Regions from separate parts of the Homo sapiens genome. Here all the other regions are linked to region 2. A link is an interaction called in ENCODE POLR2A ChIA-PET data of the cell type or tissue named here. Cell type or tissue: PC-9. All regions are shown on one strand.

What was found. Peaks named below come from ENCODE experiments on the same cell type or tissue, not always from the same donor. Only the 100,000 strongest peaks of a DNase experiment are listed, where the experiment ranks them.
Region 1: POLR2A ChIA-PET joins it to region 2 with 6 read pairs; 6 of 35 experiments call an interaction of 5 or more read pairs at or near these places.
Region 3: POLR2A ChIA-PET joins it to region 2 with 8 read pairs; 3 of 35 experiments call an interaction of 5 or more read pairs at or near these places.

Annotation. Positions count from the first base shown.
Region 1 is chr3:13,651,476-13,653,975 of GRCh38, forward strand. All of the region lies in intron 1 of LINC00620 (long intergenic non-protein coding RNA 620), which reads left to right. All of the region lies in intron 1 of LOC100293612 (a long non-coding RNA gene), which reads right to left. Among named protein-coding and RNA genes, the nearest start is that of LINC00620, 2.0 kb to the left of the region's middle. In PC-9, no CTCF peak of the experiment used is centred here; a DNase peak (open chromatin) is centred at 1,516.
Region 2 is chr3:13,848,836-13,851,335 of GRCh38, forward strand. All of the region lies in intron 3 of WNT7A (Wnt family member 7A), which reads right to left. Among named protein-coding and RNA genes, the nearest start is that of WNT7A, 30 kb to the right of the region's middle. RefSeq lists an enhancer at 1,577-1,871. In PC-9, no CTCF peak of the experiment used is centred here; a DNase peak (open chromatin) is centred at 1,556; H3K4me3 peaks cover 361 bases; H3K27ac peaks cover 1,457 bases.
Region 3 is chr3:13,797,597-13,800,096 of GRCh38, forward strand. No RefSeq gene overlaps it. Among named protein-coding and RNA genes, the nearest start is that of WNT7A, 81 kb to the right of the region's middle. In PC-9, no CTCF peak of the experiment used is centred here; no DNase peak of the experiment used is centred here.

The sequences.
Region 1 (2,500 bases), 200 kb before region 2:
GCTGTGTGTGAGTTTGCATCTCTGTAGGCGCGTGGCTGTGAGTGTGGGGGAACCTGGTGAAACGCATCTGAGGAGGGGAGGGGGTGTCTGCCACTGTTCTGGGTGTGTGTGTATGTGTGTGTGTGTGTGTGTGTATAGGGCATTCTGATCTCTAGTACCTGGGTTCTAGCAGATGCCTGACCTACAGCCCTGTGTTCAGCCTGGTCATTCCAGCTCTCAGAGAGACCTTGCCCAGCCATTTCCTGGGGTAGCAAATGGTCTGGAACCAGTCTGTCTTGCCTCCCCTGAGGGAGACAGGCGGGCTACTTGTGTAGCCTTCTTACCTCACTAAACTCTTCCTTCCTTCCATGATGATCCCCGTTTTACAGACACAGAAACTGAGGCCCAGAAGAGCTGAATATTTGGCCCAGGCCACACAGGGAGTCCAGCCACGGGTGATGAGGGGCTGAGGATCGGGGAGGGACAGGAAACCTGGCCTTTCTGAGCCTTGCTGTCCTTATCTGCTGCGTCAGGAGGTGAGAGGAAGATGTTTGGGGCTGAGCTAGCAGAGAGGACACTGAGCTTTTGGCCTCTCCCCTGTGTAAACCCCACCATGACTCCCCATTGCCACGGCATCAAGTCCCAGTTCCATGGCCTGACATTCCGGTCCCTGCCCCCTTCAGATTCATTGCCCATCACTCCCCGTCCACTCCCTGCACTCCAGCCACCCTGGCCACCAGCCCTTCCTAGCACCCTCCAAGACCCTTCTCATCTCCACGCCTCTGCCCATTCTGTACCTGGCAAACTCCTACGCATCCTGCAATGCTCAGCTCTGAGCACCCCACACAGAGTTGGCATCTGCCTGCTGTGTGCCCCCACCGCCCTCACACATCCCTGCAGGTAGTCCTTCTCAGGACTGATGCAGCAAAATAAGATCCGAGTCCCCAGCACCTAGCACCGTGCATAAAGCAGGCACTAACAAATGCGTGTCGAATGAATAAGCAAATGTGTGCGTGCACACTCCACCCGCCCCCCTCCTCATGAACTGCTTGAGAGAAGGGCTGGGTCCTTTCCAGCTACTCAGGTGGCAATCGGAGTTTGTCCAATGTCCAGGCTGGAGCCAGAGTTGAAGGGAGGAGCAGGCTGGGGGTGGTGGTGGCTGCATTTGGTGTTAGGAGGCCCAGGCTGGGCCTGTGAGCTGGACACCCCACCCCAACACCTGAGGTATCTGCTCCAGGTCCCTCTCTGCATGCTCCTGGATGGGGCTTGGCTGTGGCTTCCACTCAGGCCCCTGGATATCCCCACTGCAGCTTGGCCCTCTGTGACTCACTCTTTCTTGGCCCTAAAGGTCAGTGCAGGGCCAGGCCTCGTCCTCTTCTCTGTCCATTTATCAGGTCGGAAGCTCAAGGCTGACCTGGCTGGGGCCAAGGTTTATGTGCTTGTTCACCCCACCCAGCACCTCTGACCTTGTGAAACATGCCAGGAAGGGTGGGGACAGGAAGGTGACACTAGGGCCTCTGTGTCTGCCCCGGGGCACTGTCAGCTGGGTCAGGATTTATGCCCTGATGTTCCCACCCCCAGACCTGGTCACCAGGCCCACGCCCTAGGTCTGGTGCTGAGCCATCCCTGCAGGGGGCCCAGCAAAGCCTGAGGGCTGGGAGCTGGCTGGGGTGCGGGGTGGGCCGGGGTTGGGGGTTGGCAGGAGGCAACTGCAGATTAGGTCCCAAGTGAACACTGCTAGCGTCTTTGTCCTGCTGAGAGACATCGGCTGGGACATCTTGCCTCCTGGGGCCTGTTTCCGCAACTGTAAATGGGCATTGCCTTAGTAGCCACCCTTTGGGGCTCTTGGATAGCACATGTCCACAGAACCTCAGCTAATGTGCCTGCCTGCAGTGTTCCCCATTTTCTTTTGGGGAGCTCCCCTTGCCAGTACCAACGCACATGGTCTTTGCTGGGCCATCCTTTGCACACTGTATCTCCAGACCTGGGGCTTGAGAGGGCGCCTCCTCAACAAGGGCCCCAAACGTGGGCTGGGGCTCCAGGGGCAGGAGGTAAGGGAAGAGGTGGTTTTAGTGGGTTTGCTGGCAGCAATCTGAATCCAGGGGTTGCAGCGGAAGGAATTGGAGATGGGAGGAGGCGCAAGGCCAGTTGGATCAGGGGATACGCAGGAGATGGTGTCTTTGGTCACCCAGTTGCTCAGTCGGAAACCTGGACAGCCTGGCCCCTGCCCGTCCCCTCATCTCCTAGCCAGCGGTGAGTCTTGCACAGCCCTCCGCCCACCCACTCCAGCACTCGCCACTTCCTGCCTCTTCCCCTACCTCTACTGCCCCGGCCTGCTTCCACTACCTGCGTCTCTCACCGACGTCACTGCAATCGCCTCCTCGGAGGCCTCTGCCTCCTCTCTTCTCCACACCCTCACCCTCCATTGTCACTACCTTGCTCCTCACAGCTGGCTAAGCCATTATGACTAATGACTGTTCTCAGCTCCCAGCCCCATGGTTTCCATCACACCAGGATACAG
Region 2 (2,500 bases):
AACAACCCAGACATCCTTCAAGAGGTGAATGGCAAAACAAACTGTGGAGACTCTGTGCCCTGGAATACTACTCAGCAAGGTAAAGGAACCGGCTACTGATACACAACACTTGAAGGAGGCTTGAGGGAATTGTGCTGAATGAAAAGAAGCTCGTCTGGAAAGGTTATACTGTAAGACCCACCTATGTAACATCGTTAAAATAATGAAAGTATACAAGTGGAGAGCAAATTAGTGCTTGCTGGGGATTCGGAAGGGGAAGGGAAGTAGAAGTGGCTATACAAGGGCAACCTGGGGACCATTGTGTGCTCTGCATCTTGACTGTCCTAGCATCAGCATCCTAGTTGTGACCCTCGTCCTATAGTTTTGCAAGCTGTCACCATTGGGGGAAACTGGGCAAAGGGTACACAAGATCTCTTCATATTCCACAATTCCATGTGAATCTACAATTATCTCAATATCAGCTCAATTCAAAACCACAAACTTGGTTAAATCTGAATTTGAGATACATGGCGAATCATTTTTTAGTATGTCTTGTGCAATAGTTTGGACGTACTTTTGTTTATCTCAAATTCAACTCTAAGTGGGAGTCCTGTATTATACCTTGCAGCCCTGCTCCTGGAAATCCCCCCAAGACAGAGCAAGCACTTGCCATATCATTTGTTCACTCAACAAATATTTCTTGAGCACTTACGATGCGCCAGGCACTGTTCTAGGTTTAGGGGTGAACTTAGGCCATCACTACCCTGTGGTGCTGACCCTGCAGTGGGAGGCAACAAGCAATAAAGACACAAAGAGCTGTGCAAATGAGATCATTCTGTGCGGTGGTTTCACATGCAAGTAAAGTAGGGTGATGGAGAGAGATGAGACAGACAGCAGGGGAGGGAAGTCAGGGAGGACTTCCCCATTAAGGCAACATCTGAGCCAGGAATTGAAGGAATACAAGGAGCTAGTTCTGCAAAGATTCAAGGAAAGAGCTTTGCAGACAGAGAAAGCGGCCTGTGCAATGGCCCTGAGGTGCGAACAAGCTTGGTTGACTGCAGGAGTGTGTGGTTGGAAGGTGGTGTGTGTGGGAGAGAAGCTGCAGACAGGGTTGGGGTACAATGGTCCCAAGAACCCCATGTCATTCCCCAGCCCACATGTCAGACCTGGAGACCCTCCTGGGAGCAAAGGAAAGAAGCCCCTGCCATGGAAGAAACCAAGGCCCTGAAAGGCTGAGATGTGTGCAAGACCATTCCTGCTCCAAGTCCCCTGAGTCCTGGCTGCAAGCCTTTCCATTCGCAAGGGCAAGAACCCACACCTGTGCCCAGGGGCGGGGCAGGAATGGAGGGCACGGCAGACTGAGGATGCCTCCTTCCAGCCTGGCCTGGCCAGTCAGCTTCGGGCTGGGCGGGGCCTGGCTCCTCAGGCCCTCGACATGCCACCACTGGCCACTCTATCTGGTCAAATATGCAAGTGGCCCTCGGGACAGCAGAGAGGAGCATAGCTGAGCAGGCCTTATCTGGGCTCCGCCCCAGCTGCCAGGGGCTGGTCCCTGGTGTCCCCTGACTCACAGGCCTGCCTGCGGCCAGGGCAGGGGTGGGAATCCAGCTCCCAGGAGCACCCGGACCAGACGGGGCAGGGCAGGAAGGGACAAGACCGACACCCCTCCGTGTGCAAGAGGCTGGGCAGGGACTGGGAGGTGACTTTTCACTTCGGCGGAATTCCATCCCCCTGAGCTCACCTCCCTTGGAGCAAGAGGCGCATTCCAGCAGGGGCCAGCCCCGTCCCAGCTGGGCCCCCATCCCCAGGGCTGCCTCTCCTGGGCTCAGTCACCACACTCTCATGAAGGGGTTGCTGAGAGCCTCCACCCTCCCCCAGGCCCCCGGAGCTCCCTGGTGCACTTCTCTCTCTGTACAGTAAGGACTCGAAAGCCTGGCCTGCCAGGTACAATATTATCATGGAGGCTCGGAGACCCCTGGCCCTTGGCTGGGTTTCGCAGCTGCCCAGGCTTCTCTGCACTCCTGCAGGGGGATGTCTACACGCACTCACAAATGCACCCAGAAGGCCCAGGTTCTTCTGGTTCTCCTCCAACCTCCCTGACTGTCCTTCCCTTCCCATAGCCCTCCCGTCCCAGTACCCATTTGCCCAGGCTGTGGCCCAGGCTCTCTCCTGCTTTCCCCCTTTAACCCTCCCATCGGGCAATCCTACAAACACCATGGCTTCCATTACGACCCTGTTCCTCCACACCAAGTACACCTGACACATCTCCTACCTATTAGGCTTCCTAAACAGCCTCCCCAGCCGTGCGCCCCGAGGCTCCTGCTGGGTTTAGGCACCAACCGTGGCCACAGCCCCTTCACTCTGTACTCCACTCTATCCCAGACAGGGCCAGAAACCTGCCCAAGCACTGCCCCACCAAAGCCTCTTCTGGGCACCTCTGGCCTAAGACAAAGTCCCACTCCTTGTTCTGGCATTCAAGGCTGTGTGTTAGGATCTAGCCCCTCTGCAGCCTCGTCACTCG
Region 3 (2,500 bases), 51 kb before region 2:
CAATGTCCATAAATAGGAGACTGATGAAATACATTTGGATACCTTCAGGCTGTGAAATACTCTGACTGTTAAAGAGAATGAGGAGTGTTTATTTGTGCTTCTTCTGACGTTCAGAAAACAACTTGTAAAACAGTCATACAATGGGAATATGTATGTATATGTTTATAATTCACATAGGCAAAACTGATCATAGTGGTTACTTCTGGGGAGCAGGATTTTGGAGATGAGTGTATTTTAACCCTTCACTTTAGATACTTCTGCATGTTTTTAAACTATGGAACATGTATTACTTTTGTTAATAAAAATATAAAGGATATGGCTGGGCGCAGTGGCTCACCCCTGTAATCCCAGCGCTTTGCGGGGCCGAGGCGGGTGGATCACTTGAGGCCAGGAGTTCGAGACCAGCCTGGCCAACATGGTGAAATCCTGTCTCTGCTAAAAATATAAAAAATAGCCGGGTGTGGTGGTGCGTGCCTGTAATCCCAGCTACTCGGGAGACAGGCAGGAGAATCACTTGAACCCAGGAGGCAGCCATTGCAGTGAGCCGAGATTGTGCCACTGCACTCCAGCCTGGGCAACAGAGTGAGACCCTGTCTTAACAACAACAGCAACAATAACTATATATATATAAACACACACACACACATATGGATATTACTTCTTTACACTGGAGGGAGCACAGAGAGGCAAGGGCTGGCTCAGTTCATCCCATCTATGGGTTCACTCACCGAGATCTATCGGGCACTGGCCTACTCTGGTTTCCTCCTCCAGCGAATGTGATGGGCCTGCCTCGATGCCTTAATCCACGTTTTAGTTGATTATTCCAGCTGCGGCTAGACCGAGGTATCCTGGTGGCCTAACACCGTGGAGGTTGGTTTCTTGTGTTTCAGCAGCCCAGGAGGGCATGCAGAAAGGGGGTCCCCATGGGCAAGGTGGGTCCCAGCCTCCTGCCACCCGTGGCTCCTCTATTAAGGTGACTATCCAGAATAGAGGCGGACTAGGTCCATCCGCTTCTCTCCACCCAGGTCTGGCTGTGGTGTGTCCCCACTCCTGCTCACAGTTCCCTGAAAAGAAGCCGTCCTACAGAACCATTGTCTAGGTGCACGGGGCTCGGGGTGAGTGGGAGATCCATGCTGGGGCCTGCAGGAAGTGGCTGTGCTCTGAGGAGGTGCGAGCACAAATGTCCTTGGCCTGTCTGCCTCCACTGCCAACATCTTTTCTGGTGCTGATTAAGCCGCCATGCCTTAGGAGCAGCCAGTGGAGAGGTATTAGGTGGAATCTCATAAATGCCAGAGTTTAAACAGCCCTGGGCACTACGTCAGGGCAGGGTGGGGAACGCACCCGGGGGCCTGGGCTCCCGTATGGGGGCTACACTTTTTATTATGGACTTGGCATTCATCAGCTGCCTCACCTCCAAAAACCCACAGAACGTGCACGACCTAATGACCAGATTGGTAAGGGCCAGGAAAAGACAAAGCTAGCTCAGGGAGTGGAGTGGAGGCAGGTATCCTTGCACTGGTACTTCAGGCAGGGAGGTCAGGGAAGGCCTCTGGGAGCAGGTGACTTGTGACTTTTTTTTTTGAGACAGAGTTTTGCTCTGTCACCGAGGTTGGAGTGCAGTGGCACGATCTCGGCTTACTGCAACCTCTGCCTCCCAGGTTCAAGTGATTCTCCCGCCTCAGCCTCCCGAGTAGCTGGGACTACAGGGGCCCACCACCATGCCAGGCTAATTTTTGTATTTTTAGTAGAGATGGGGCTTCACCATATTGGCCAGGCTGGTCTAGAACTCCTGACCTTTTGATCCGACCGCCTCACCCTCCTAAAGTGTTGGGATTACAGGCGTGAGCCACTGCGCAGCTGGGAGGAGGTAACTTCTAAACGAGGTCCTGCCTGGAGGAAGGGAGGGTGGGGAGGAGCATGGCATGTCAGACCCAGCCAGGAAGCCCAAGGGGCTTAAGCAAGTTAGCAGGGACATCAAGAGTGCTCAGGGTCAGCTGGGACAGAGTGGACCCTCTGGCCGTGGTAAGGAGTTTGAATTTTATCCCAGTTGTGAAGGGAACCCAGTGGGTGAATGAGCGAGGCAGACAGGTGAGCAGGGGTGAGGATGCAACACAGTCCCTGCCTCCGGCTGGGGAGGTAATACCCAGGGAACTATGGAGTGCAGAGAGCCCAGGACATGATGGGTTAGTGCAGGCTTCTGAAGGAGCCAAGGAGGTTGGCCAGATGGGAAGCTCAGAGGAGGTTTTTCAGATAGTAGACCCAGTGGAAAAATGCACCAAATATATAAACCAGCAATTTATAGAAGTGGAAACAGAAAAGGCCAAACAGCTCAGGAAGAGATGGGAAAGCTCATTAGTAACCAGAGAAATGCACATTAAAATAACAATGAGCTATCACCTTACATTGATTAGACGGGCAGGAATTAGAAAGCTGGGTTATGCCAAGTGCTGGCATGGGTGTGGCATAGAGAACCTCTGGTGTCCTGAGTGGGAGTGGTCAC